Regions from separate parts of the Mus musculus genome. Here regions 1, 2, 3, 4, 5 and 6 are each linked to region 7. The links are chromatin loops, found by intact Hi-C in ENCODE. Cell type or tissue: heart. All regions are shown on one strand. Region 1 has its middle 70 kb from the start of Gm40287. Region 2 has its middle 24 kb from the start of Mir6387. Region 3 has its middle 63 kb from the start of Gm40287. Region 4 has its middle 91 kb from the start of Gm48606. Region 5 holds the start of Trib2 (tribbles pseudokinase 2). Region 6 overlaps Gm36235 (a long non-coding RNA gene). Region 7 overlaps Gm40287 (a long non-coding RNA gene).

What was found. Hi-C counts contacts between places; a loop is a spot of excess contacts. Peaks named below come from ENCODE experiments on the same cell type or tissue, not always from the same donor. Only the 100,000 strongest peaks of a DNase experiment are listed, where the experiment ranks them.
Region 1: it touches region 7 in a loop (3-fold over the local background); 5 of 42 quality-filtered maps call a loop at or near these places.
Region 2: it touches region 7 in a loop (5-fold over the local background); 4 of 42 quality-filtered maps call a loop at or near these places.
Region 3: it touches region 7 in a loop (2.5-fold over the local background); 5 of 42 quality-filtered maps call a loop at or near these places.
Region 4: it touches region 7 in a loop (2.1-fold over the local background); 3 of 42 quality-filtered maps call a loop at or near these places.
Region 5: it touches region 7 in a loop (8-fold over the local background); 8 of 42 quality-filtered maps call a loop at or near these places.
Region 6: it touches region 7 in a loop (2.6-fold over the local background); 7 of 42 quality-filtered maps call a loop at or near these places.

The regions. Positions count from the first base shown.
Region 1 is chr12:15,534,227-15,538,226 of GRCm38, reverse strand. No RefSeq gene overlaps it. Among named protein-coding and RNA genes, the nearest start is that of Gm40287, 70 kb to the left of the region's middle. In heart, a CTCF peak has its summit at 2,247 (motif pointing left); a DNase peak (open chromatin) is centred at 2,226.
Region 2 is chr12:15,775,230-15,779,229 of GRCm38, reverse strand. No RefSeq gene overlaps it. Among named protein-coding and RNA genes, the nearest start is that of Mir6387, 24 kb to the left of the region's middle. In heart, no CTCF peak of the experiment used is centred here; a DNase peak (open chromatin) is centred at 1,979.
Region 3 is chr12:15,540,898-15,544,897 of GRCm38, reverse strand. No RefSeq gene overlaps it. Among named protein-coding and RNA genes, the nearest start is that of Gm40287, 63 kb to the left of the region's middle. In heart, no CTCF peak of the experiment used is centred here; no DNase peak of the experiment used is centred here.
Region 4 is chr12:16,138,891-16,142,890 of GRCm38, reverse strand. No RefSeq gene overlaps it. Among named protein-coding and RNA genes, the nearest start is that of Gm48606, 91 kb to the left of the region's middle. In heart, no CTCF peak of the experiment used is centred here; a DNase peak (open chromatin) is centred at 1,980.
Region 5 is chr12:15,813,806-15,817,805 of GRCm38, reverse strand. Trib2 (tribbles pseudokinase 2) reads left to right here and starts at 1,021. Exons shown (of 3, transcript NM_144551.5): 1 at 1,021-2,575. The coding sequence starts at 2,306. Gm5432 (a long non-coding RNA gene) reads right to left here and starts at 869. Exons shown (of 3, transcript XR_001780551.2): 1 at 709-869. In heart, CTCF peaks have their summits at 748, 1,688 and 2,504; DNase peaks (open chromatin) are centred at 185, 875, 1,415, 1,825 and 3 weaker places; H3K4me3 peaks cover 4,000 bases; H3K27ac peaks cover 4,000 bases.
Region 6 is chr12:16,008,386-16,012,385 of GRCm38, reverse strand. All of the region lies in intron 1 of Gm36235 (a long non-coding RNA gene), which reads left to right. Among named protein-coding and RNA genes, the nearest start is that of Gm36235, 5.1 kb to the left of the region's middle. In heart, a CTCF peak has its summit at 2,308; DNase peaks (open chromatin) are centred at 2,995 and 3,365; H3K27ac peaks cover 1,722 bases.
Region 7 is chr12:15,703,064-15,707,063 of GRCm38, reverse strand. Gm40287 (a long non-coding RNA gene) reads right to left here. Exons shown (of 6, transcript XR_872503.1): 2 at 3,785-4,000. Among named protein-coding and RNA genes, the nearest start is that of Mir6387, 96 kb to the left of the region's middle. In heart, no CTCF peak of the experiment used is centred here; a DNase peak (open chromatin) is centred at 2,373.

The DNA of each region.
Region 1 (4,000 bases), 170 kb after region 7:
AGTCTGAGATGGAAATCACTCAAATATTAATCAATCCTTAGCAGTTTTCACATGACATTCTCCCTTCTACCAAGTCCCGCGATTCAACCAGGCATCTGCACATCACATTTCTCTGTGGCATCTGGAAAACTATGAACGGCTGGAGCAATGGCTTAGCAGTTGCTAGCACTGACAGCTCTTCCTAGAGGACCCTAGTGGGTTCAGTTCCCAGCATCAGCATGGCAGCTCACAGCTGTTTGTTGCTCCAGTTCCAGGGGACTTGATACCCTCACACAGACATACATGAAGGCAAACTAGAAATACGATTAAAAAAAAAACAAAGAAAAGAAACACAATGAATTAGTTGATGAGATTTAGTATATAGTGCCAACATATAAAATTTTTCTTTCTTGGCTATGTAATGAATGAGTGGATGAATGAATCCATCATAAATGTATAGTGATGGTTTGAGCGAGAAAGGTCCTCCACAGGTTCATGTGTGTGAGCACTCATTTTTCCAGCTGGTGGTACTGTTTGGGAAGGCTATGGACCCCTTATAAGGTAGAGCATTGCTGGAGTAATGTATGTGTGTGTGTGTGTGTGTGTGTGTGTGTGTGTGTGTGTGTGTGTTTGCTATGATGTTTTGAATTTTGTATTATTCTGATTCCTGTGAGTATAATGAACAAAACTAAAATTAGGTAACTCATATTTTTTAAAAAGAGTGTTTGGGGTCATAATCATATACGTGCAAAGTTGAAGTCCCATATCCGGTGATGGCCTACTTACCATATGGGGTTTGACAAAAAGCCTGGAGCTGATGCTCTGTGTCCTCTGGTCAGTCTCCCTCTCTCTTCTTATAAGGACAGCACAGTGCATTAATGAAGACTCTACTTTGGTGACAGAGCAAAATGGACCCCCACCCCCACCCCTGGTAATCATGCTAGGCCCGAGTGTCCATAATACTTCACAGTGGTGAAACAATTTCAGCTCAGGGAATCAGCGGGGAACACACTACACTCATGTCCAACCAGTGAGCAGTTAATGCTCTTGTCTGGACTGCCTTTCCTGCACACGCCCTTTATATCTGTGGGTTCCTTCCTCCCCAGTCTGGTCCCTCTCCCCTGCTTCATTCCATCTGTGTCAGTTCTCACTTTTCTGACTTGTTCCTTCCACTGGCATATGCGTGCAGAGATGTGAGAAGGGAAGAATGTGGGGGGTTGTGGACCCCTTGTCTGCCACAGAGCACTTCACACAGCCTTGCCTGAGTAAGACTTCACAGTCTCTGTGCTTTAGCACGTCATTAAAAAATAATTCAGTGCTGAGAGAGTGTTTTCTTGACACATTTGACGCACGGCAACCCACAGCTTAGAGGGACACGGAAGCTTCCCAAGTCAGTATTAGTTCCACGCCCCTTTTTTAGTTTAATCCTTTTTTAAAAAATTGTGCACATGAGTGCTGTATTTGCATCATTTGCATTCCTCCTTCCCCTCTAACTCCTCTCATATCCTCAAATTCATGACCTATTCTTCTTTACTTATAATCAGTAACACACACACATCCAACTGACATTTTAAAAAAATTCATTTTGGATTTAAAATTTAGAATGAATGGCCCTTTAAACAGAAAATCTTGGCTTTTTTGATCAAATAATTAGCCTTTGATTAGACTAGGAGACCAAAGACAACTTATTCTTAAAAGCATCATACCTCCCTGGAGAGCCTGTGAAGGCATTTTACTTCTCTGAGCTTCAGAGGACATAGTGGGGACTGCACACTCAAGCTACTTTGGAGAAACCCACGGAACGAAGGTTCTAGAACCGCAGGGCTTTGCCATTAGCGCCATTGCTGCTACTAACTGCTCGGACTATCATTACCAGGCAAACTTTTCTCTCCAAACTCAGTATCTCTCTGTTTTATGCTGTGGGGAGGAGATGGATAATGATAAGTAGAGGAATTCTCAATCCCCTTCCAGCAGAGAAATGCTAGATTTCAAATCAAGAAAACAGAGCCAAGTCATATTCAATAACCCATTTATATGATGATTATGATTATTATTTTGGCTTGAGAAACAGAAATTTGTTTCATCCTGTGGGACTCAGCTTTCAATCGAGCAGGTGTGGTGATAGATAAGTCCAGACCTCCGTCAAGGTGAGCTTAAGTGAACAGAATCTAGATCCTATACAAACCGCAAACCAATGTGCTTGCAGGCAAACACACCTCTTTCTGAGAGGCAGCCTCTGGATTGCCTTGTAGTGTGGCTCTGGCGCCCCCTCGTGATCTCTTTCGCAATTTTCCTGCAACTTCAAGAACATTGGTCATTGGTTCTTTTTTTTTTTTTTAATATTTTTATTAGGTATTTTCCTCATTTACATTTCCAATGCAACATCCTTAATCATCAGGGAAATGCAAATCAAAACAACCCTGAGATTCCACCTCACACCAGTCAGAATGGCTAAGATGAAAAATTCAGGTGACAGCAGATGCTGGCGAGGACGTTGAGAAAGAGGAACACTCCTCCGTTGTTGGTGGGAGTGCAGGCTTGTACAACCACTCTGGAAATCAGTCTGGCGGTTCCTCAGAATATTGGACATAGTACTACCGGAGGATCCCGTAATACCTCTCCTGGGCATATATATATCCAGAAGAACATTGGTTCTTGGAGGAATAAAATGCTTTTTAGGTAAAGTCTTGCCTGATGATTGCATGGAATCTGAGAGGTTCACGGATGGGATTAAAGATGTATCCAAGGAAAAGATGAAGAAAGTGACTGTTCTTTTGTTGCAGTAGGCAGAAAGGCAGGGATTACAAGAGACATTTACATTCAAAAGTAACATTCACAATACAGCCAACTATAAACTGAGATGTTTCCTGATTGGTTGATACAGTATATTCACTTAAGTATCGTTTGTTATTTTAATTCACACTAGTAGAAGCTGACTGCTGCTTTAGGAAGTATCTTGTGTTAGTGACTTTGTGTAGATGGGAAAGAGAACCTTGGCTTTTCCCTCTGTGTGTACCTGTAGTGGGGAGTGAAGAAGGGCAGGGGTGGAAGCAGGTAGGTGGTAACGCCATGTGGGGGGCATGGCAGACAGTGGATGGTAGAGAAGAGCAGATTAACTGGGCCAAGAAACATTAGGCATAGTGGAAAAATCAGAAGAGAATGAAGAAGTGACAGTTTTGGTGATCAAAGATGAAGAGATTTCCGTTGGGGTTGAAGGAATTAGGGCACAAACTGTGTGAACCTGTAGACGTCCCACATGAGTCTGGCAGAGGGTGTTTGTGTTAGAACTGTCACAACAGCCTTAAGTGTGACAAAAGGGTAGGACCTAATACCAGCTGAAGTGGGCTGAGACCTTGGACATTTTGTGAGGTAGAGTCCGTGCAGTTCTTTAGAACAGAAACTATGTTTGCGGGGCTGGAAGATGGCTCAGCAGTGAAGAGCTGTTGCTGTGTTAAGCTTGCTTTGCAAGCTTCAGGATGAAAGAGCCAGGTATGCAGTAGTGGCCTGCTGCTCCAGCTCCGTGAACACAAAGGAAGACCAATGGGACTCGCTGGCTGCCAGCCTAGTGGGCAAACACAAGCTTCATGTTTAACAAGAGACTCTGCCTCAAAGAAACAAAGAGAACAGAGACAGAAGACCACACCTACTGCCTTCTGCTAACCTCGGCAGCATGTGTTGGCATGTATGTGCATGCGCAAACGCACACACTCACACAGAATTACAGTTTTTGCAAGCAAGAAAACTACTTTTGCACGAATCTGAGCCCCTTGAATTTAACTCTAAACCTCTGGAATCTTCAATGGGGAAGCATGTTTGTCACACCATGCTGACATCATCAGCATCTGACTACTCCCTCTGCTCTAAGTTCCCGATGGGAGATAGCTCAGTACTGTTGCAGTGGGAACTTGCTGTCTTTGTCCACAATAAGCCAGAGGGACTGAACTCTGATATTTCTCAAAGTTGTGCACTTAGGTTGAATAATGCTTGTGAGCTTGTTTCAGAGTTTAATCAATGTAATGAG
Region 2 (4,000 bases), 72 kb before region 7:
ACCCTCTGTGAGCACTAGTCTTCGTTGTCAACTTGACTACATCTGGAATCAACTAAAACTAAACACCTGGGTATGCTTGACGAGGATTTCCTTTCTTTTTTCTTTTATTCTTTTCTCATGTATTACCTCCCAAATTCAGTTTCCCCTTCCTCCCAGACCCTACCCTGACCTCCCTACCCCCCAGATCACATATCCATGCCTCATACCTCCCTCTAGTCCCCCCAAAAAGCAGACCTCCCAGGGATATCCACTGAACATGGCCTAACAAGATACAATATAAGGGCATAAACCCATATAGCAAGGCTGGACAAGGCAAACCAGTTGGAAGAAAAGGGTCCCAAGCATAGGCAAAAGAGCTAGAGATCCCTTAAACTACCCACCTACCATCTTCCACTCTCATTCTTGTTGAGAATCTCACAAGAACACCAAGCTACACAGACATAATGTATATGCAGAGGACCTAACTCAGACCCATACATTGTTTGTTTCTTCAGTCTCTGTGAGCCCCTATGAGACCTGCTTAGCTGGTTTTGTGTGCTGTGTTCTCATAGTGTCCTTTAGCCCTCTGACTCATGAAAAGTTTTTTCAGTTGGGTCATGTAAGGTGAGAAGACTCATCCTAAAGCTGGGTCACACCTTCAGGCAGCATCCTACATAAAAGAAATGGAAGAATGAAGCTTTTTATTTTTTATTTATTTTTTTGCCTACTTGCCCTCATTCTTGATGGCAAGTTCATATATCCTGTCACTGTGACACTCCTTTACTGGTGTTAAAACCTAATTCTTTGGGGATTCCAATGTAGATCCAAGACCTGAAGTTCCTTACAGCTTCTCTGGAACTCTAGACAAGATTTGGGTTACTGAGACATACTGTCTCATGGACTGAACAACTACTACATCCTTGGCCCTCCCATTAGGAGACAGCCATTATTAGACTACTAAAACCATTACTTGCAAGCCAGTGTCATAAATTCCGTGTGTGTGTGTGTGTGTGTGTGTGTGTGTGTGTGTGTGTGTGTATGTGTGTGTATGGGTATTTATTATATCAGTTCTATACCTGTAGAGCCTAACAAATTTTCTTTATTCCTGGCACTACTGAGAGGTCTGATTTTCTTTCTACAAATGGTTCTCCCACATTTACAAATATTTGAATCAAAGTGTTACTAGATTGTCTCTTAAAGCTTCCAGTGGTTGAAATTTTAGCAATGAAGCCACTAATGTTTTGGGAACTGTGTCCTACTTCTTTCCTGGTACATGTCTCAATTGCTATTTGAGTGGTTAGTGATTCTCTTTACCTATTTGTCTTGGGTCATCTTCCTGGCCTTCCTGTGTCTATAGGAATCACATGGATGGAAAATGTCTTGGGAAGAAATACCAGTGAAAGGAAGATCAAAGAAGCATAGTCATTGATTTAGGATGAACAAGTGTGTGTTAACCCAAAGCAGAGCTCCGCAGCACACACCGACTATTAAGATATCAGTAGTTCTACTCTCAGTCAATGTATAGACTATTCTGAGAACACTACAACCTCAGATATACTGAGACAAACTTGAAAGAGATGACTGCTAGGGGCTGTCAAAGAATCGCTTTCATAGTATTCTTTCTTGAAGGACAAACTGAGCCATGCCTTCCTGATTTCAGCTCCTTGTTCCACACCACCCGTGAAATGTGTCTAAGTAGATCATGCTTAGAGAATTGCAAATTCTATCCCATAGGAATAGTTTTCCCTCTGAAACAGTCTACTCAGTTCTGTCAGGATGGTGTGGGCAGTAGCCCTGCTCTGAGCTAGATGGGAACACAAAGTTTAAGGTATTTTAGCTTCAATAGGATTCCAATGTCTGATCATTTCCCATTTTAAAAGTAAATAAATTAAGGTTTCAAGGGGAAGTACACATCCTTCCTAGAACAACCCAGCCCACAGGAAGGAGTAACAATGGCTTCCACCCTTGAGATCACTCTTCCCCTCCTGGGAAGGAAGTGTGAGATTTGTTGGCCTGGACAGAATCTGAGAACATTGATGTTCTGTCTACTCTGGATGCACAAGCAGAGACTGTGTGCCTCACAAGATGATAAGAGCAGCCTGGGGAACACTAAATGTTCATCTTGGGAGGGGCACAGGAGGAAAAGAAGGGGACCCACCCAGTACCCTTTCTTTTGGCTTTGGTTATAAATATTGGTGTTCTCTATTATCTTCTGCAGGTATGACTCCTATTTTCATGGTGCCCTGGGCAGAAGAACCAAGAAGAGGAGGAGATATACCATACTGCAGGAGGCCAACCTTTCTCTGATAGCTTTTACTAAGCATCATGTTAGTAGGACTTTTGTTGCTGTGGTAGAACACATGAATCATTTAAGGGAAGGAGAATTTATTTAGACTCATGTTTTAAAGCAGTCAGTTTCAGAGGACTAGTCTATGACTCACTCTCTTATTATTTGACTTTGCGGATGCTGCTGGCACATCATGGCAGAAGGGCATGGGAGAGGGTAGCTACTCTCTCCAGGATAGCTGGAAAATGGAGAAGGAGAGAAAGGGTTTTGGTATATGATATATCCTTCAAAGATGTGCTTCAAGTGACTAACTCCCTCCAGCTAGGCACCATCTCTGAAAGTTTCCATGACCTCTCAATAAAGCCATCTGTTACTAAATCCATCAATGGATGAATACATTGAGTAGGTCAGCCCTCACTTCTCATTGATCACATCTGCCAACTTCAGACCAAGGCTTTAACGCATGAGTCTTGGGGAAGAGATGAGTACTTGATGACTAAGGCAACTTAAGGAAGGAAGAGATTGATTTTTTTTTTGGCTGATGGATCAAGGGTATAGTTTACCATAGTGGAAAAATTATGGTGGCGTCAGGAGCTTGAGGTAGCTGGTCAGAGTACATCTACTATCAAAAAGTAGAGGGAGATACATGCTAGTACTTAAGCTTGCTTTTGCCTTTTTATTCACTTCAGGACTCCACATCCTGGAATGGTCTACCCACATTGAAGGTGAGTCTTTTACTTCCATTAGTCTCATTTAGGAACCCCTCACAAATATGCTAAAACACTTGTTTCCACAGTGTTTTCTGAATTCCAGTGAGCTGACACTCAAGACTAACCATACATAGGAATGATCCTCTCTCAGGAAAATGCAGAGTTAGGGCTAAGTGCCTGGTCATTGAATTGTTAACTAACTGATGACTCTATAGAACCAGAGTTGGGAAAGAAAAAAATTATAATATGTAGTACAGAAAAAAAAAACCACTTAGCTTATGAATTATGGGCCTCTATTTCAATATTTTTCACCTAGCAAAGGTTTAGAGTTTACCTAGTTGGTGTGACTACTTGTATTAATGGAGACATTGAATATCAAGGGAGTTAAGATACATAGTGATACTTCTTCTATCAGCAACCTTCAGTGTAGCTCTGGGGCCACTTATTCCAGAAAGTCATGCTTGAATTCTTGTCTTTTTTTCAGAAATTCACATGTGTATAGCCATAGTCATGTATCATCAAATGCATACCGAGTAAATGCCAGAGGACCGAGAGATACCGTAAGGGGCCCAGCAAAAAAGCATGCATAACATTGTTATTCTGAGCATGAGGATATGGTAAGAATCCCAAGACAGAGGAAGGGTGGAAGAAGCACAAATCATACAGAAGAAAAGCAAGGGGCTATGGGTGAGCTGGAGAAGGCATGCTTTCTAAAAATGTCTCCTGACTCACTTTCTTCCTCATAGTAGACTGTGGTTTTTAATATATTAAGTCCAGCTGACAGCCAGGGTGGCATACAAAGCTATAAATACTGTACTACAACCATGATCTAATTGAATGCTTAAGCTCTTTGAGCCCGTTGTTATGGCTTGAGGTCCCATAGGCTCATGTTTGGACCTCTCTGGCTTATGGCACTACTTGAAGGAGATGTGGAGGTTAAGTGGTTGGGTGTGGCTGGTGGTTCTGTCTGTGCTGTCTGCTTCTCAGCCCTCTGCCTTATGAGGAGTCTTTGCCAAGTGCTTCC
Region 3 (4,000 bases), 160 kb after region 7:
TTTAAAACAAACAAGAGAGTTGAGAATGGAGAGCAAAGAAAGCCCAAGTGTGCTGGGATGCTGGTGAGGTAGCAAAGACCATTTTCCTACGATTCTTTTTTCAGGTGGGGGTAGAGTAGGAGCTGTCCAGAGTTCTGTGTTGACCAGGATGATAGCTGTTGTCAGAGAAATTTGTGTCTTCCCAGTAAACACCTAAGTCCACAGATCTAAAATCTTCTCAAGGATTAACAGCATTTACAAGCTCATTTCCCATGGTTTTGCAGAGGTTAAAGAGATCACGGCCAAGCAGCTTCCAAGCATGGAAAAAGGAGGTAATCAAATTGGCTCATATCCCAGGAAATGGTGAGGTCTATTTACTGAACAATATGAGTTGGCAGAAAGGAGCAGTTTTATATCCACACTTGTGTGTGTGTGTGTGTGTGTGTGTGTGTGTGTGTGTGTGTGTTTGTGTGTTGTGTTGGGGAATCCAGATATTCCATGGAAACAGAAGCTTAATTGGTTTTCCTGAGAAACTTCCTTGGTCAGTGATCCCTTCTACTCAGGGAAGCTTAGTTCCTGGTCTCTTTCACGTTACATGGTAGAAGCCCATGGTGCTTACTCCCTCATGGTGTGCTTTCACATTGCCATCCTTGGGGACAATTTTTAGAAACTCAGGACAGTCTCCTTAAATGTGCCAAGAAGCAGCACAAAGATATGCACAATGTGGGTGGCAATGGTCCAAGGGCCTTCAGTAGAGTGTAGCCAACAAGGTTTTGATAAGTGGCCAGTTATCTGACCTTGATGAACATCAGCTGCCTTGTCTCTACATGATTCTGGCTTTTGGTAATATCAGCAAGATGACTACCATCTTTGTGAGTCTTTAAATATTGTGCAAGTGCTCAGTGAGTATTCATATTAACAAACAAAAACTTTTCTCATCACATATCAATTGATATTCAAGTGCAAACTATTTATGAACATATTTTGGATATAATCATCATATACACACTCTGAATTCATTCCATATTGAACAGGTTCTGTACAAAGTGAGACTCCATAAGGGAAAATCTATGTGTTCTATATAGTCAATGACTTGTTTCCCTCTATGCCTCATCCTCTCTTAGACTGACTGAAAGTAAACCAGTGACTCTTGCTATGAAATATGTGATATGACATGACACTCTCAGAAGAATCATTTCACCAGGACTTGCACATGCTAGTGAAGAATGAAGCTGTACATTGGCTATGGTCTGATGAATAGTTCTTGCCCATATGGCAAGTTTCTCTATTCTCTCTATACCAGGGGTTCTTAACCTTCCTAATGCTGTGAACCTGTAATAGAGTTCCTCATGTTGTAGTGCCCCACAACCATTTTCACTGATACTTCATAATCTTGCTGGTACTATGACTTGTAAATGTTTTTGGGAGTAGAGGTTTACCAAGGGGGTCCATTAGGCTACACAGTTCTGAGATGACAATACAACATTGGAGAAGAATCCTAAGAGTCACTCTTTGCAACCAACACAGTGATCTATGGAATTATAGTAAGGCATTGGGAGATTTTCAATAACTAGTGAGAAAAATATAGTCCATTTAACAAAACTGCATACTTACTAGCAAGAAATTCCAGTAAGAGGGAGATGGCAAACTGACTTAGGAAGGCTATGTGAACCTGTGTTTAGCGTTGTCAGTGAATGCTCTTTTAGATAGTCACTTTTGACAACTTGGGTCTTGAGGACTGCTTGTTATGAGAGAAGAATGACACTTCAGGACCATTCTATGGAGAGCTAGGTCAGATGAAAGTCCACGAATATGGCCTGTGAATATGCTGTGTCACTGGGGGTACTTCAATGCTCAGAGTTTGTGAGTTGGAAGGGAAATGGCACCTTGGTGGTGGCTATGATTTGGTGATTGATGGCTTATAAGCAAAGGAATCAAGTGATTGGATTAGTGTCTTATAAATTGTATTTTAGTAATATTACTAGGAAAATCAGTACATGGGGAATGTGTAGAAAGAGGAAGCAAGTACAATCGTGACTTCTTACCCACCTCAGCTCTGGAAATCATGCCCAAGCCAAAACATCTTTAAAGTGGAAATGGTCAGGTCAAGGCCATGGACAAAACACTCGGCTCATGTTATTCAATAGCTGCTTGGAAATTCAGAGCATGAGTCACATTCATTACTGGAAGGACTTTCCACAGTGATGTTTAGGAACATTTATACATAATTTGTTTAGGAGTTCAAAGGGTGCAATAGTTGGAAGAATGGCTGCCATCCACAAATTTGTCCTAATGGGTGAATTTCAGCATCTTGGAAATGTTATAAGTCGAGAATGAATCACTAGAGTTAACTGATCATTTGCTGGACCAATCTGGTATGCTGTTGACAGGCAGATGCAGCCAGTGGTGCCTGGTTTCTGTGAATATGTGGGTTTGCTATCTTGCTACTTCTCAAGTATCATTTTGGGTTCTGATATCTTTTGAATGAATAAATGAGTGAACTGGATCAAGTGAAAGGTACATTACTACAATCTGTTAAAGAAAAGCCAACCCCTGTGCCAAGACCGGAAGAAAAGTCTCCCAGGGAATGAGCCAAAGTCACCATCTTTGCTTGGGAAAATGTGGCCAATAATTATATCTGAACTGTGAAATAGAAGGTTTTTTTGTTGTTGTTGTTTTTGGTTTTTTTTTTTGGTTTTTGTTTGTTTGTTTGTTTGTTTTTGTTTTCTGCCTCATGTTGGCAGAGAGGTTTCGACCACATGTGTTGTATATTGGTTAGTGGTAGACACTAGTTAATCTTGCTTTTATTTTCTTGCACTGATCACAAGGATTTTTATTTCACTCTACTAGAAAGTTATGAGAGGGGCACCATTGTCCTCAGAGATACTAATGTGAATTTGGGACAGATGATAACAAAAACCTGATCTTTGAGCAGGAGAGATGTAGACAGTGAGTGCATTGAAGCTGTAGCGCTGGTATATGATTGATTGATTGATTGATTGATTGATTGATTTTACCTTCAGGTGATGGGGTTGGATGTTAGGTGGCCTAGTGAACTTCCAAGACTTCAACATGGTGACTTAGCAAAACATTTCATAGGATTAAAGGTTATGTCCCATGGTAGGAGGCTGTGGCATGTATAAGGTTTGAGAGCCATTGTTTCTGGTGGGAGAAACCAGCTGACCTTAGTAAGTCCAGCATCATGCCTGAATTATTTTATGCTTGAGTCTGCATAGAACTGCTTATGTTTGTTTTCACACATAAAACTGCCATACTTATCTGTTTGATTTTGATTTAAAAACTCCATTCTCTTGATTTCTGACAAAAACATGAAATATAAAAGGGACAACAATTTTAAAAATCTGTCCAACTAAATGTGCCATCCAATCAACTTTCCTTCCTGCCAGCATTTTCCCTACCAGGGGACTGTACTAATATGGACAGTTTTGCCAATCAACAATTTGGTGTTTTCTATGTGATCCAGTTATGTAGTTGAATAAAAAATGTCCTCACATTTACTGCTTCTTAGGGAGACAGAAGTCTATGTTGACTCTTCAAGCTGCAGTTCTTTTCTTTAAGAACACGAGTAATTTCATTTTGATTCCATTACTGTGAAGAAATGCAGGGATGTGTTAGGTTCTTTCAGTTGTAGAATATTCAATGTGGACTCAGAAAAACCTCTTATCTATAAAAAGGTCAGAAATCAATTTTTCTCTGTTGAGTTAAGATGACTGGAGATTAAGACAATTGGTTGTCAAGTACAAAGGTAAACTTTTCCATCATGCAAATTTGGAGAACAACTTGGAGAAATAGCTTTTTAATATAATGGTCAGTCGTGTGGATCTCTCCAGAACAACCCCTCCTCCCTCCTGCTCTGTTGACTCCTGTTGGATTTTGAGTTGATCATCCAAGGATACCCATTGATGATCCTAGGTATCATATTTGCCAAAAGTGTTAAAACAGATGGGGAAATAACAAATCAAAACAAAAAACAATCCCAAACAAAGAAAAAAATCCAAAC
Region 4 (4,000 bases), 440 kb before region 7:
TTCTCTCCTTCCATCAGTACAAGTTCTTCTTGTTGAGCTCTGGTCACTAGGCTCAGTAGCAATTCTATTTCCTTCATTTACCCTAGATCAGAATTTTTTCCACTTCTACATGTACAGTGGGGAATTTTTAAAATGTCAGTGTCTATGTTCTAATTCAAAAAATGGTAAGGACCTTCACCACTGAAGTTAAGATTTTCTAGAGAACAGAAAAAAATTCTCTCACTCTGTCTCTGTCTCTCTTTCTCTGTCTCCTCTCTGTCTTTCTGTCTGTCTCTGTCTGTCTCTCTGTCTCTCTGTCTCTCTCTCTGTCTCTCTCTGTCTCTGTCTCTGTCTCTCTGTCTCTGTCTCTCTGTCTCTGTCTCTGTCTCTCTCTCTCTCTCTCTCTCTCTCTCTCTGTTTCCTTGCCTGGTCACCAATAGGGTCTGTCCTTCTAAGGTGTCTTCTCTGCCTCAAGTCATGACAAACCATCTGAAGGTAGACATTCTATTCCAGTATCCCAAGGTTTCCCATTGTGGACCCATCAGAGGTAAGTTGCCTTTCCTTTCTACCCCAGCCCTGTTCCACACACAGGCATCTTGTGATGATCTAACTCACTCTATGCAAAGTGTACGGTAACTTGTGTTTGTCTGCTTGATCCAGTTTGTTCTCCCAATCTAAATGATAACTTTTGGGAATACATTATTTTAAAACACCTCTTCAAATTATTTCTACTACAGTGTCTGATATATGGTGAAAGGTAATTCATTACTTCAGCAAATGTTCCTTGATCATAATTTATATTTTATGCAAATTAATCAATGCTGTTGATAGACAGGACACAGCTTGTGTCCTGAGATTATTAAGTTTTCACTTAAGAGCTTGTCACTCAACTTTATTACACAGAAGAAGACATCCATTGTGCTCTGGGATCAATGGAGGTAGCATCAGGTGCTTGTAATCTCAGTGCTAGGGAGGCTGAGGAAGAAGCAATGTGAGTTTGAAGCCAACCTGGGTCACATTGTCTTAACAAAACAAAACAAAACAAAACAAAACAAAAGAGAACTGGAAAGATGGCTCAGTGGTGAAGAGCTTGCACTGATTGTGTGTAGGATGATAGTTTAATTTGAACAATCACATGTTCAGCTTACAACACCCTTACAACTTACAACTCCAGTTCTTAGGGCATCTGGTGCCTCTGGACTCTTTGAGTATACACACACATGCATATACTCAAACATAGACATATAAGCACAGGTGCATGTGTATGTACATACACCAACACAGATAATGAAAAATAAAAATAAAACATAAAAACACAGTGAAAGAATGTTTTAGCAAATAGATGGCTATGGGGATCATGGAGAAAGGAATTGAGTTTAAGTTCAGTGCTGTATTTAATATGGTCTCTTTACAGGCTGTGTTGAAATGCTGGGAGACATTAGGAGACAGTAGGATGCCCTCTGTGCCGACGACTGCGCTGGAAGCCCATCTGGACTGTGAACAGTCTGTTTCAGGGTGGCTTCCTCTTATTTTGTTTCAGAACTGAAGCCTAGTGCCCAGCAGATGCTGGGTGATTACTGAATGAGAAAATATGTTTGCAAGAAATTCAACTCCTGTTGTAAAATTGCCCAGACTTTTGTTCTGCAAAGGCTTTTTGTCAAATTTATTTAGAAATTAAAAGCCCTTAGGGCCCTCAGACGTGAGAGACAGAGTATAATCCAGAGATGCAGAGTCCTCTATGGCAGCCCTGGAGAGTTCCTTCCAAAGGTTTCCTTGCACCTAGCCACTGCTCAGCGTATGTCCTGATGCTTTTGCCTAGGCCTCTGAGCTGGGGGCTTCCCTCCCCAGATCCCCAGCTTTCCTCTCCAAGCCAGCCCAGAACCCTTGCTCTATAGTTCCCTGTGTCCTTCAATGGGTTTCCTCCCTTAAGGGACCCCTGTAGGGAGGGCAATAATCAGAAGAGTTCCTGCCCGGTCAGCTCAGTGAGATGACGCAGGAAGGCTTGCAGAGTGTCACACTGGAAGGAGCTTTAAGGACACAGGTTTCAACCCTGCCATTTGAAAGGAAGGCAAATGAAACCCTGGAGGAAAGGGCTATTTTAAGATAGTGCAGTGATTTAGAATCCAGGCCTCCTGTTTCCCAGCTAATGTCTTCTTCATATTCCATAGGCATTCTTCCAAGATTAATATCAAGGCATGTTGTTAAGCCATTTTGCTAAGTATCTTAGCTGGGTTGTTCCACCACCAGCTCATTTAGAGCCATAACGTCTTTAAAATCCCAGCAAAAGGAATCTCAGTTCCCAGAATGCACTGCAGACTTCACGGTGAACCCGTCTGTCTTATTCCTTCAGGACTTATCATTAATTCTCTCATCATCTCCAGTTTTATTGTTCTCTTCCTCCTCAGGCACAAAGGAACTCAAGCATTGAATTGCTTCATCATCCTGGATACTAAAAGTTTGATTTCAGAAGTTCTTAAAGTGAGTCCATATCCAACTTCTGGCAGCATCTGCTGCAGGCATGCTTGGGGGCCATTCATTCCCTCCTCTATCCTTTCCCAGCTCCATCCACAGCATCATTTAATTAAGCCTCACTGAGCGGAATTCAGGCTACATGCTTTATGTGTTATGATGTCATTTACTCCTGACAGTAATTTAGTACACTCAATAATATCGTACCCATTTTCTGAGTGAAAAAAAAAAACTGAGGCTGAACAAAGGTGAAACCCCTGGCCAACCATGGAGCAAAGAAATGATGGAGTCCAGATGTGAGCAGAGGTTGTGTCCTGATTACAGGACCTCAGGCCACCTTTTCACTTAGATTGGATGGGAGTTCTACTTGACCATAAAATTTGGTGAAACGATCATCTTGCCCCATCCCCTCCCACCCCAAGCAATATTGTGTGGTGACATGCTGTCTGCTAGCATTATGCCTTTAGTGACATCTTAGGACAGCTTCTGCATCCTATGCATAACTCAGGCACTAGCACCAGCAGTTAAAATGCTTCTTTTCCAATAAAGATTATGGGGACTGGCAAGCAAATTGTTTCTTCCTTCCAAATTCAAGACACAAAGGTAAGCTGACTCTGGGCTAAGGCAGGGCCTTCCTCCTCTCCATATGTCTGACCAGGAATATTAGCATCATTGAGCAGAATTCTGGCTGTGGCTCTGTAGTCATGAAGGAGCAGACAGCTGTGGGGTCAGAGGAGCAGGAGAGGGGTGGCTCGAATGCAAGGAGGTAGGAGCACCATGCCTGGAGACGGAGCCTGGAACAGTGACATGTGACCCCCATATGAGTCAGCTCCTGCTCAGGTAATGAGAATCCAATGAGACGTAAACTCATTGCAGAAAACACGCGGGACAAATTCATCATTGATGTGGCTATTTTGGGAGATGAAAGAGAGCTTGAAAAGAAGAGGGACACGTTAAAAGTATTCCAGCTGAGTGGGCCTGATAGGAAACGAACATTTCCCTTCATGACTCAACAGTGAGAATCAAAAGCATCCCTATCTTTTAAGTCCCAAGCCCAGCAGGGCCAGGTGCTGGGTGTAGATGTTGCCAGCCCTTTGCTCCCTGGATATGAAGATTGTGATCTGGGTCTGTGGCAATTTGCAGCTTTATTTCACTGTTACTAAGAGGAAGCAGGTTCCATGTGCAGCCTCTGGAGCTGACAGTGGTGATTCCCCTGAGGGCCCCCCTGAACATCCCAGTACGTGCTCTGTGAAGACAGGCATGGCTGTTAGATACTGCGCTTCTCCAACAGTGAGTGCACATGTCCTTTCCCTGTCACTTGCAGAGGACTCTGAATAGAGTAGTAACCAGCTGAGGAGGAGATGGGGCACAGGAGAGGATCTACTGACTTTGATGAGATGTGTCAGGTATGGATGTTCCTGGATGCTCTACTCACTTGTAGTTCCTCATTGGAACCCTCAGCTGGTCTATCTGCAAAGCATCTATCCACCCCTACCCACCAAGTAGAAAAGATGCCCCCACTCCTGATTCCTTCTGTTGTGGTTTCTACCTT
Region 5 (4,000 bases), 110 kb before region 7:
ACTCTTACCAGGATGCATTAGGTAAAGTCAAGAGGCTTAAGCTGTGGTCTGAACTTTCCCCAGGTCTGTTCAAGCCAATGGTCCAGAACCTTCCCAGGAAGTTAAGAATAAGCAAGGGTCAAAGTGCAGCCTTCCGTTGAACCCGGTATTGAATGTGTTCTTGGCCTAAATACTGAGATGCCGGGGCTGGAGAAGCCTGACTCCTTGGCTAGGAGCCAACATCCTTTGCTGGAAGTGTGGGTGCAAAGGTGTGTGTTCCTGAGCTCTCCCCAAAGACCTTGTCCTGAAGTCAAAAGACTCTGAAAGGATCCCCAATCCTATAACTGGTAAGTGGGGGAGGGGTGGTGACACTAACTACAAGCTCACAATGGACTTCTGTTGAAATGATAAGCAACCGGAGAGAAAGAATAAAACTAATTCTAGAGACTGTGGGCTGCAAGAATCCTTCATTTTTTTTAAAACCCGCGGGGAACTGCTTGTTCAGGTTAACATAGCAGCAGAGGGGTGCCCGGTACCCAGAAGATGCGAGGCTTTCTGCGGAAAATCCCGGGGAAGAGGATCTAAGTCTCAAAGTTGACCTGAGCCTGCCGGTGTTGCGTGGCGACGGTGGCAGATACACAGTCCAGCATCCCTGTCGCTGCAGCGCGAACAGCAGGCCAGGGGAGCCCAGAGCCCTTGGACTGCGGAAGGATATAAAGCACTGTTTACCTCGCGCCTGGCCGAGCCATCCGGGGGCGAGGCTGGCGCCCCCAGTGGGGGCACTGCAGGAGTGGCGGCAGCAGCCCTGGCCGCCGGCGGGCGCAGGGGAGCCGCGCGCGCACTGGCAGCGGCGCCGCTGATTGATGGGCTCCGGGCTCAATGACAGGGGCCGGGGCGTGGGTAGGGCGGGGCCGGCGAAGAGGGCGGGGGCTCTGTGGAAATGTGTCGGTGACATTGAATGGGGAGACCGAGCGCGAGCAAGCGAGGCGCGCGCGCACACATACGCGCACACACAGCCGGGCTCGCTCCGAGATCCCCGGCCACGTAAGTAACTATTAATACCGCCTCGCCCGGGGATGCGGGCGTGCTTGAGCGCCGGGATTGGCCTAGGGCGCCGTGGCCATCCCCTTTAATTTTTAAATACACGGTCCTCTCCTACTTCTGGGTGGCAAGAAAAAAAAAATAATAAGAAAAGAAGACAAGCCGTCGATTTTTATTTTTCCTGCAGAGCAAACCCCGCCGTGCAATTTGGTCGCAAGGCATCGGGAGACAAGAGTGGTTTGCAAATTGTTTCAAGGCTCAAGACCCAGTTGTGCAGCGGAAAAGGAACGCCGCGGGTTGACGGAGTCCGGGGAGCATCTGCTGGCAGCTCCTGCAGGACCCCCGGAAAGCTCCTGCTGCTGGTACCCCCCAGGTCACCGCCCGCACTTCTTGCTTCATCGGAGGAGGATCTGGGACGTGAGCAGCGACAGCAAGAGCTAGTGCTGACCGCGCGGGCTCTGCCTTGGGCTTTGTCGCGGTACCTGTGCCTGCCCTACTCCGCGCACTCCCTACTCAGCTTTTGCAATCTTTTGTTGCCACTGCTGACCGCCCCAAGTTAAAAGCGCCTTTGCAATTTTTTTTTTCTGTCTTTTTTTTTTTTTCTTGAGAGAGACAGCTCTGCGATTTTTTGGAAAAGCCTCAGACGCCATCTACAGTTAAGACTTAGGTAACTGCCCTCTCTAGCACCCCCCTTACACGCCCCCCACCCTTTCCACCAAAAAGAGGGGGGTGCAGCGCGGATTCTGGCTGCCGCGCGGCGTGAGCCGGTAGACCCGAGCTTATTTCCTTTTTCTTTTTGTTTGGTTTCTAACGCGTGGAGGGCGAGCCGGCGCCGCGCGCTCCCTGAAGACTGCACAAACTCCACGCAGGGCTTCTCCGCCCGGTCTGCGGATCCTCAGCTGGGGATCGCTCAGAAGCCCGGCGCTGCAGCTCCTCACCCCAGAGGCACGCTCACTCGTCCAGATCCACGCTGCGAACAGAGACCCACTGAGTCCAGCGTGCGGTTCTGCACCGCGCTGGCAGCTTCTGGGTAACAAAAGGACCCGAGTTGTCCGCAGAGCGAGCACCCCCGGGAGCGGGGCTCGCAGCCGGGGACCAGCCCTGCAGCGCCCATCTGGGGGCTAGTTCTTAACTCTTCCTCCACGGAGCCCCAGACGGGTCCCCTCCCTTCTTGATCCTTTTAAGTCGGTAGCACCGAGGCGCCTGCACCGGCGCGGCTCATCCATCTCTCCAGAGGGGTTTTTTGGTTTGTTTGTTTGTTTTGTCGTGTGCGATCCTCACACTCATGAACATACACAGGTCTACCCCTATCACAATAGCGAGATATGGGAGATCGCGGAACAAAACCCAGGATTTCGAAGAGCTGTCGTCTATAAGGTCCGCTGAGCCCAGCCAGAGTTTCAGCCCGAACCTTGGCTCTCCGAGCCCGCCCGAGACTCCGAACTTGTCGCATTGCGTTTCTTGCATCGGGAAATACTTACTGTTGGAGCCTCTGGAGGGAGACCACGTTTTCCGCGCTGTGCATCTGCACAGCGGAGAGGAGCTGGTTTGCAAGGTAACCAGCCCAGCTTTGCTTTTGCGTTTTGTTTTTTTGCTTAAAAAAAATTAAAATTTTTTTTTTAAAAAATTAAAAAAAAATCATCCTGGGTCTTTTGCCAGGGGCCGGGGACGGTGCGGGAGGTCGGAAAGCTCTCAAGTCCAGGGGCGAAAGACTCCCGGGATCATTATGCGTGGCCTCGTTAAGAGGGTTTATTTGTGTGTCTGTCCACGTTCGACTAGTTGCGAAGTTTTCAGACCGTTTCAGACAATGAGGCGGGCTGCAGCGGGGGCGTTTTGGGGAGATCCGGGAAGGGAGGGCGGCGAATCTGAACTGGGGCACGGACACGCGTGCCCCTTAGGAGGCTCGTAGAGCTCGGGTGCACCGGGCTGATTCCCCTTGCCTGGGCATTTCTCTCTCTGAGTCGATTCCCCTCCCCTCGCTGCAAGGACTAGGGAATCCCCGGTTGGTTTTCAAACGCTGCTCCTCTGGTTTCTTTTGTAGCCATTGTTCTTAGCAGCCTGCAGGTGTTAAACCTTTGTTCCAAAGGTGGCCTTTTAAAAGAGACACAAAAAGTGTCCCCTCTGGCTGAGACCAAGGCTCTAGCCGGGGAAAAGAGGAGTTTTAAAGCTCTTTCTTCGGCTTGAAGCCTGGAAAGGAAGGTTGGGGTGGAAATTCGCCCCTTGCGCACCTTTGGGTGAACAACGAATCCTTTGGTTCTTTTTGTCTAGGTTTCTTCGCGTCTTCAGACTCCCTGACTGCACACCCCCATTGCTACTCCCCTGCACCCACAAGGCCACCTTTGCCTGTTTAGAGACTGCCCTTTAGAGCCCCCTGGGCTAGTACTAAGAAGGACACTTCAATTTCCTTTTTGTCTTTGACCCTGAACAGTAACTGGTTTGTGTCTCTATGTGTCAGTGTGTCTTTGTGTGTGCTAACCGAGTACCAGACAAGAGGACCAAGGAAGGATAATAACAAAGTATTTGACTACAGTCAGTTTCCTACTGCAGTGGAGAACAGGACTTCCCCAGATGTAGATCAAGAATACATTACCACTTAAATTTAGGTTCTTCTTATTTATTTATTTATTTATTTATTTATTTATTTATTGAGGTGGAAGTGCGACTGTGCTGCCTTTAAAATGGGTAATGTGCACAGCTGTGCTACAAATACTGTATTACACTTTTCCTCAATTAATCACTGGCTGCTTTGTGAAATCACCTTCTTTCGTGCTGACTTGGAGCGCTTCCTTGCAAAAACCGGGTGGGTGAAGATCTCAGAAGGCAGTTCTGAGATTATTTATTTCCGATTTTTAGAGGAAACCAGAGACTCTTTAAATGCTGCTGTTTGCATGTACTAAGTGTTGGGGGTTTTTGCATCTTCTCCAAGTTACTGTAATCAAGAGCAACTATGCCCAGCTAAAGCATTAAATTTAGTAGGCAA
Region 6 (4,000 bases), 310 kb before region 7:
GCGATTTGAGGTGGCACTGGGCCCACCTTACTCACTCAGGCCAGTATCTGGTAGGGTGCTGGAGCCAGACTGCTGATCACCCTCAAACCAAGTGCTCGCCTTCCTAAATGTCACAAGGGAGCCAGCATATCACACTGTGCCTTGGAGGGTGGGGATCCCCTCTCCTTCTCCATCCTACACCATCAAACAAGTGTTTAGACAGGCTGGGCCTCCTTTATACAAACAGGGCCTGCTCACAGCAGGTGAGTCGCTGTATTTGTCACCACCCCCTGCAGTTCTGTTCTTTCCCCCCCTTTTTTTAAAATGCAGTCACCGCAATAAATTAAACTTTCATGGCTCCATTTCCTTCTTTCCTATTGCGGAACCCTGACATATTTCCTGAAGGAAATACTTTTGGGATCATAATTGAAACACAATCATTCATAATGGAAGCAGGGAGGAGGAGGGTAATAGAGTTAGCTCTCCTTTCTCAGGGCAGACATGTTAATTACATTTTCTATTTCCGCTCATTACCTCGGAGCAGGTCTCTGCGGGCTGCCCTGTTTCTCCGATTCCTCCTTAGCTGAAGACATCTGGAGAAGGCACAGCTAAAGCCATGAGCTCCTTGGTAAAGGTCCACCTTCATTCAGCCATGGCTTGGTTTCTTTGTGGGGATCAAAGGGTCCAGCACCAGCTCTGTTGTCTTCTTCCCGGCTGGCTCTACTGAGCTTGCAGCTTCCTGAACCTATACAGCCTCCGGAGCCAAGACTCCGTTCAGAACCCTTCCGTCTGAACATGCAGGGGGCTGTGCCCACTGACCTCCCAGGCCTCTTGTGTGGGCTGAGGAAGCCTCAGCCCTTGGACATGTTCCCAACGGCCCTCTTGCCTCCAGGATTAGGGATGCTAAAACAGAACTCTCCAGAAGGCTTTGGGGACATCTTCCAGAGCACCAAGGAAAGAAAGCTAGAGCTTTGCAGGGGTGAAGAGCGAGTTCCCAGGCCTCCATTTGCATCCACAGAGGTGTCAGCATACTCAAGTGAGCTGCCTTAACACAGAAACCCTGCCCCTAGTATATCTTTCTATCTTTGTGGCTTTGCCCATGTGTATGTGGAGGCCGGAGGGTGACATTAAATATCCTCAATTGCTCTCTAGCTTACTTTTTAAAAAAGTTCATTTTATTTCATTTTATTTTATTTTATTTATGTGTATGAGTGCTTTGCCAGCATGTTTGTATATGCTGCGTGTGTGTGCCTGTTGTCCCCAGAAGACAGAAGAGGGCATCGCATTCGTTGGGAAGAGAGTCATGGGTGTTGGTTAGTTACTATGTGGGTGCTGAGAAACTGAACCCCAGGTCCTCTCCGAGAGCAACAAGTGCTCCTAAATGCTAAGCAACTAAGCTACTTTTTGAAACAGGCCCTTTCACTGAACTTGAAACACATCAGTTCAGTTGGGCTAGCCGGGCAATGGGTTTCAGGGCTCCACCTGCTCTTCTTTCCCAGAACTGATATTACAAAAGTGTCTCTGAGCCTGGCTTTCTATGTTGGTGCTGGCGTCCAAACTCATTCTCTCATGCCAGCAGGACAAGCATCTCTCCAGCCTGTATTCTCCTTTTTTCTCTCCATGACATTCGCTCTGCATTTCGGTTTCTCTTCTGGTCATGCAAGGAAGGTGGGAGCCCTATAAACTTGACGCACAACGATAAGCTTGACGCAGGACGGCTGACCAACCTGCTTTCACCCCAATGTGATTTCTGACTTTACCTAGCTTGTCCAAAGACTGACGCTTCCATCTATCTCCTCATTCTTAGGCTAACTTCATAAAGTGGCAACAGGAGCTCTTGTAACAGTTAACACTAACGCGCTTTCCTCAGTGTGGGGGATAAAGAATCTCTCTTCCTTTTTCTCTTGCTGCATAGGGAAAGAGCCACACTCATCTTTATTCCCACACAGTGAGCTTGCCTTAGGCGATTCCGGTTGGGGAGGAGTGTCTCCTTTCGGTGAAATCTGAGCAAGCTGGGTGGGAAGGAGAGGGCACAGGGCATGAACTGGGGATGCAAGTGGGTTGTAATGGCAGGCTTTGCGACTTTCTCCCTGCACATAGTAAATTAATTCAGTCATTAAAGCTGAGTTTTGGAAACAAAGCTAAGTTAGGAAGGAGAAAGCCATGGCATACCAGGGTCCTCCTGCCTGTGTGCACTCCTGTGAGAACCACCGTAGCCAAGTCCTGGCTTCATCAGGAGACACGGAGAAATGTCCAAATGCCAATCTACAGCTCCAGAGACATCTGCGGCAGAGCCTTCTCGCCAGTGTCCTGGTGAGGAAACTGAATAGTGCAAGCTGGAGAAAGTCAAACAGGCCTCCAAGAGGCAATTCTTGGGGCTTTCTGGCTCCCTTCCTGCAATCTGCTAGGTCTTCCCTAAGTGTGGCAGCTGCTTCCACTGTCTGCAGCCTTTGCTGTCAGTGATTCATCAGCAGACAACTTGCTAATTTTTTGTCTGGAACCTCTTGAAGTATAATAAGCAGGGTTATTTAAAATAATAATAATAATGATAATAACAATACAAAGGCCAGGTAGAAGGCTCATGGACTGCTCAGACCAATCTGAGTGCTTCTTTTCTCTCCATATGGAGGAAAGATTCTTCATACCCCAGATAATATGTTAAATTAGTAGAAATCATTCTTTTTAGCAATTATTGTCTAGAGCTGAGTAAGATGTGGATATTAATTGATGCAGCTTTTCTTTCATATACTATTTTTGCATTGTGGATACATTCTTGCAAATAATGAGGCAATTTTGCCTGGTTGAAAGAGCCTTTTTAAAAAGCACAATTTAAGGATTTAAAGGATGATTTCATGTGAGGACTTGGGCAAGGAGAAACACAAGGCACATGAAGACAGTGTTCTTTTGTTGGCTGTTTGGGTAGCGGGTGCACGTTTGAGGTCCTGTGTTGTTATGCAGGAAAGGGTGGGAACTCTCCTCCACCCTTCCCCTTCCTGCCCCACACTAGCTGAACAGGCATGAGAAGGTCAGGGCTACTCATTCCAAAAGCTAGCAGAGACCAGGGTTTGCAAATCAGTGCTGCCCAGCAGGCCTGGTGTGACTACAAGCTTGGCTTAAGCCAGCTACACAGTCAAAACTATACCAAAAAGAGGCAGAAGGAGATGACGTAGTAACATGTTAATTGGCAGAGGTAAACAGCTCAGTCTCTGAAAGCAAAATTCAGAAGAGGAGAGCATAGCTCTCTGGTAGAGAATTTGCCTAGCAGGTATCCTGGGGCTGAAATGTAGCAGTTAATAATTAATATAACTGTATGCTTGTGTGAATTACTTCCCAGGAAAGCTGATACAATGGGATTAGCCACCCAACCCCCCCTCAGCACTTCCTTCAGAAGTGACCACCTCAAGCCTGCTCAGAGACTGAGTGTCAGAGGCAGGTGGGAGGTGGGGGCTTAAGTACACACTTTTGTACACACTTCCTACTATACTCTCTTTGGGGTGGGGGATGGGCTGTAACATCTCAGGATCTCAGCACAGTTAAGGATAGGAAAGAAGAGCATTTGATAATAGTTATCTCTGAGGGACAGTCTGTCTAGATGGCTTCTCAGGAGGTCTAGAAATGTCCTGCACAAACTTGTGACTTGTTTGTGAAGTCTTCCTTGGGGAAGAGCCCCTGTACATTAAACCTTAAATGCACTTAAGATAGGAAGCTCTGTGAAGGTCTTTCCTGCTGGCGAGATCAGTAGATAACTACCCACGAATGAAAAATCTCGAGAAACATGTTACAGGAAGTATGTGGATAAAGAAATGCCATGCAAACTTGCAAAGGAGATCTAAAATCGAAATTAGAAGATGGAGAGGCGCAAAAGCAATCAGAGGCTTGGTGGCTGGTGGAAGGCTTCAGAGTGTAAGACCCAGAGGCTGAAAAGAGGAAGGAACTAGCCAGCTCAAAGCCACAAGTCAGAATGAAGCCACCAGAGCAGATGTTAGACCCTGGTTTTCTGGTGTGAAAGACAGGTGTCACA
Region 7 (4,000 bases):
CAATCAAAAAAGGAGCCCTAAGAGCCATTCTAGTTACTTCATAGTTTCTGAGTTTATTTAGTCTTCAGTTCTTGTCTTCTTTTTTCTGATGCAGTTTCTCTACCACTTGAGTTTCTTAGCTTGTATGTACAATATAGTGTTATCCACCAGATGATTCGGCCTTTAAAAAGAAGACATGTCAGCTGAGGGCACAACAGAATGTGACCTTATTTGGAAGTTGGGCTGATGCAGGTATAATTAAAGCATATGATGTCACTCTGGACTGGGGAGGATTCTTCATTTAATGTGACTGGTGTCCTTATTAAAAAAAAAAAAAGGAGCCACATGGGGATAGAGTGCCAAGGGACAAATGTGCAGACAGGGTGGCAGGCAATGTGGATGCCAAAATGTCTAGAAAACCAACAGAAGAATCAAGGAAATCTTCCCTAGAGGAGTTCAGAGAGACAACAGCCTCAAAGCCATTGTGATTTCATACTCTAACCTCCAGGGTGGATGTATGTATTTCATTGTTTCTGGCCATACAGTTTGCAATGTGAAGTTAGAGTGGTTCTAAGACACAGTGCAATGGCAGAAATGCTCTTTTCTAAGGCTGGAGCTGAAGGATAAGAACAGAACAAAACAGCAAATGTAAAGTTAGGCAGGGTTTAAAATGTGCCCTATTTGATTTGTGAAAGATACATCTTCAAGTGTCATATCTCGGTGCAGGTATACACTTTGTATACATCTGGACAAACATCAGGATGCCTTGACAGTTGTCAAAGGTCCACAGTCTGAACTACCAAGAGATAAGGAGTCTGAGTCCCAAGAGTGAGGGGATGGTCTGTACCAGGAGATTATGTTTAAGAACTCTGGCTATGAGGCGCACACAGTAATGGCACATTACTTGGGCAGGCACATTCAGACATGAAATAGGCAGAAAGGGAGAATGATTGAACTTAGTGATGACATAGCCTACTGGGTCAAGAAAGGCACCCAGAAAGAAGATATGTACAATACTGATGGATGCAGGGACTTGAAGAGACAGGGATGGGGATGAAGAACTCCATAGATGTGGAAGTCATGCAAGTAAAAGCATGGGGGGAGAAACAGAATGGTACACAAGGTCCAGTGAAGAAACTCAGCTGGTAAGAAGAATGGGCCAACACACCAACTCTTTGGGGGAGAATCAGGAGACAAAAATTAAGATCTTTATTCTCCCTCTGGCTTGACTGACTTTGGAAGTCTTAAAGTCTCTTTGTCTTTCTCCCCATCCTTCTGAGTCTTCTGTCCTCCCCTACTACCTTCCTCCCCTTCTCCTTTTCCTTCCTCTGTCCATTTCTTCATTCCCTCACCCTCTCTCTGTCCCTCCCTCCCTCTATCGTTGCCTCTTCTCTCTTCTTTACTTCCGATCTTTCCTTTCCCCTTCCCTCCCCTTCTTTTCACCTTCCTATTTTCATCTCCTTCTCTCTTTTTCCCTGTATTTCACTCTCATCCCGTTGTCTTCCCTCCCATCAATATTTAGCACAAATGCACTGATTGTCTGTGTCTCCAGCCCTTTGGTAAGCTAGAGATACAGAATTATTTCCCACAGTCTCTGCTTGGAAGGGGTGCTCATAGAACACTGCTGTGCTGGGGGCTGAGAGGGAAGGATTGGGAATACAAAGCCTGACCTATGCTTGACATATATCCAGGAAACATAAACAGCACGTATTGACAGGCAGACATGGTCCAAGGGTTTTTATACACATGATCTCATCATATTGCACTAACTGGTGGAGTGCTTATTATTTTGTCTAATGCACACATGAGACTTAGAAAAAGTAAAGAAACAGTTCCAGTCACACAGATAGTATGTGGCAGAACTCAATTTCTATGTTCCTAACCTTTTATTTGTGCTCTATATGCCAAGTAATTGAATCTGCACAGCCTCACACAGGGATAATGATGTGGTTAGCCGTGGTATTTTTTTCTGGGTGCTTTGTAGCCATTAAATTCTCACTCTGTCTCATATCTCTATATATCTGTCATATGCATTATGTATGTATGTATATATGTATGTATGTATAGATAGATAGATAGATAGATAGATAGATAGATAGATAGATGGTAGATATGCTTAAAACAAAGCCAATCCTCTCTGAAATTCCATCTTTTCCCAAAGGGAAGCATTTCTACCTAGAGACAAACACTTGTGACAGAGCAGGTCTTCCACGGTCCACAATCCTTGTCCCTGATTCAGCACATAGGGACTGAAAGACACACTGACTAAGAGCAATGGTGGCTAGCTGCAAACATACACTAACACACGCTAATCTCATCTCCTGCCTCTGCTGGACGCATCTCAGGAATGTGGGAGGCTAGCATGTCAGATAGGCAATTACTGGCCGGACGCAGCATTGCATAATGGGATGATGACTAGGGCTTCCTGCTTCAGCGAGAATGCAGCCAGCTTGCCAGAAAGGATTTATCTTCCCAAGAGAAACATGCCAACTTTAGGAGGATATGAAGTAACTGTTATTATGGGGAAAAAAAGACAAGCTTAATTTGAAAATACTCAAGGTCCCTTTCAGCTTGTGCTCTGTCTGCATGTTCTCCTCCTCCTCCTCTTGCTCCTCCTGCTCCTCCTCCTCCTCCCTGCCCCAGTTCTATCTTCTGGTTTTCTTCCTTGCATGTGACCAGGTCTCCGAGTCGAGTCCATCTTTATATTTCTGTGGCTTTGTTGCCATACTTGCCTTTTCTTTACCCTAGTTCAGTGTTGAAGAGAAGGGTCTTAATTCTCCACAAACAAAAATCCATGGTGCTGATAAAATTAAAAATGTGTCTGTGGTGTTGTTGTGTAGGAGGACCTCGCAGACTGAACATTAGTTAGAAGAGACTCAGTTACCTAATATACAACATCCTGGTAGGTCTTTCATGATAACTAAGCAATCTAACTGACCATAACCTTCCCTTGCTGGCAAATGTGTTCATAGTAGGTGCTCTGTAAGCCCCTTGGCTACCATAGGCTCCTATGAAACCTGGACTCACCTCCTCAGTGTGCCTGATTTGCTGCATGGAGGGAAAAAAATCCTTGCACAAAATTAGATAAAAGAGTAACATACAGAATTCTTATAGACATCCCTGGTTAATGACTTTTCCCCCACCTGGTAAGGATGTTAAAATACAGGATAATAAAGTCATTGGCTTAGAGGTTCCCAGCATCATTTAGAACCTCTGCCACTAAAAAGTCAATATTTCCAACTCTTCATTTTACTTTCTAATCATGCATCCTGCTCCCTTTCCTCCTGTTAAATCATTTTTATTACAACATATAAACATGGCAGCTAAGCAATTAAGGACATACATAACATAAATGGATATACAACATCCACACTTATAGAGAAAGCCTCAGTAGGTAATTATTATTGTCTAGAATTGCCATGTGTCATAAAGAATCTGTATTATTTACTACCCAGACTAGTGACCTGAGTTCAATTCTAGGAACCCTCATAATAGAAAGAGAGAACTCATCCCTGCAAGTTGTCCTCTGACCACAAGGGTGCCATGGTACACATACGCCCCACCAATCAATCAATTAATGTAATTAATTCACACACATACACACACACACACACACACACAAATGAATAAAATTGTAAAGACTTTTTTTTTTTTAAAAAAGAAGACAGAAAAATATATTAAATTAGAGTTCACTGTCTCATGAAAATCCTGCTTGGAATTTAAAGGGGTCAAAATGAATTTCATTCACACCTTTCAGAGTGGTTAAGCACTTGGGAACAAACAAGTGAGTTAAGTACTTTCTTACCTCTCACAGATTCTTGTGGTGTTTCATTGTTTGATTTTTAAGGATGAAGGTCAAGTTCAGAGAGGGAAGCACAAATTCCCCAAGGCCATTTTGAGCAAAGGAAGCAGGAAGTTGCAGGGAAAGCTGAACCCCATCCGCCTGACTCCAAATCCCTTCCCCTTTTACTTCCTTCAGTCTTCATCATGGATCACCAGGTCTTCCAGGTACAGAAGAAAG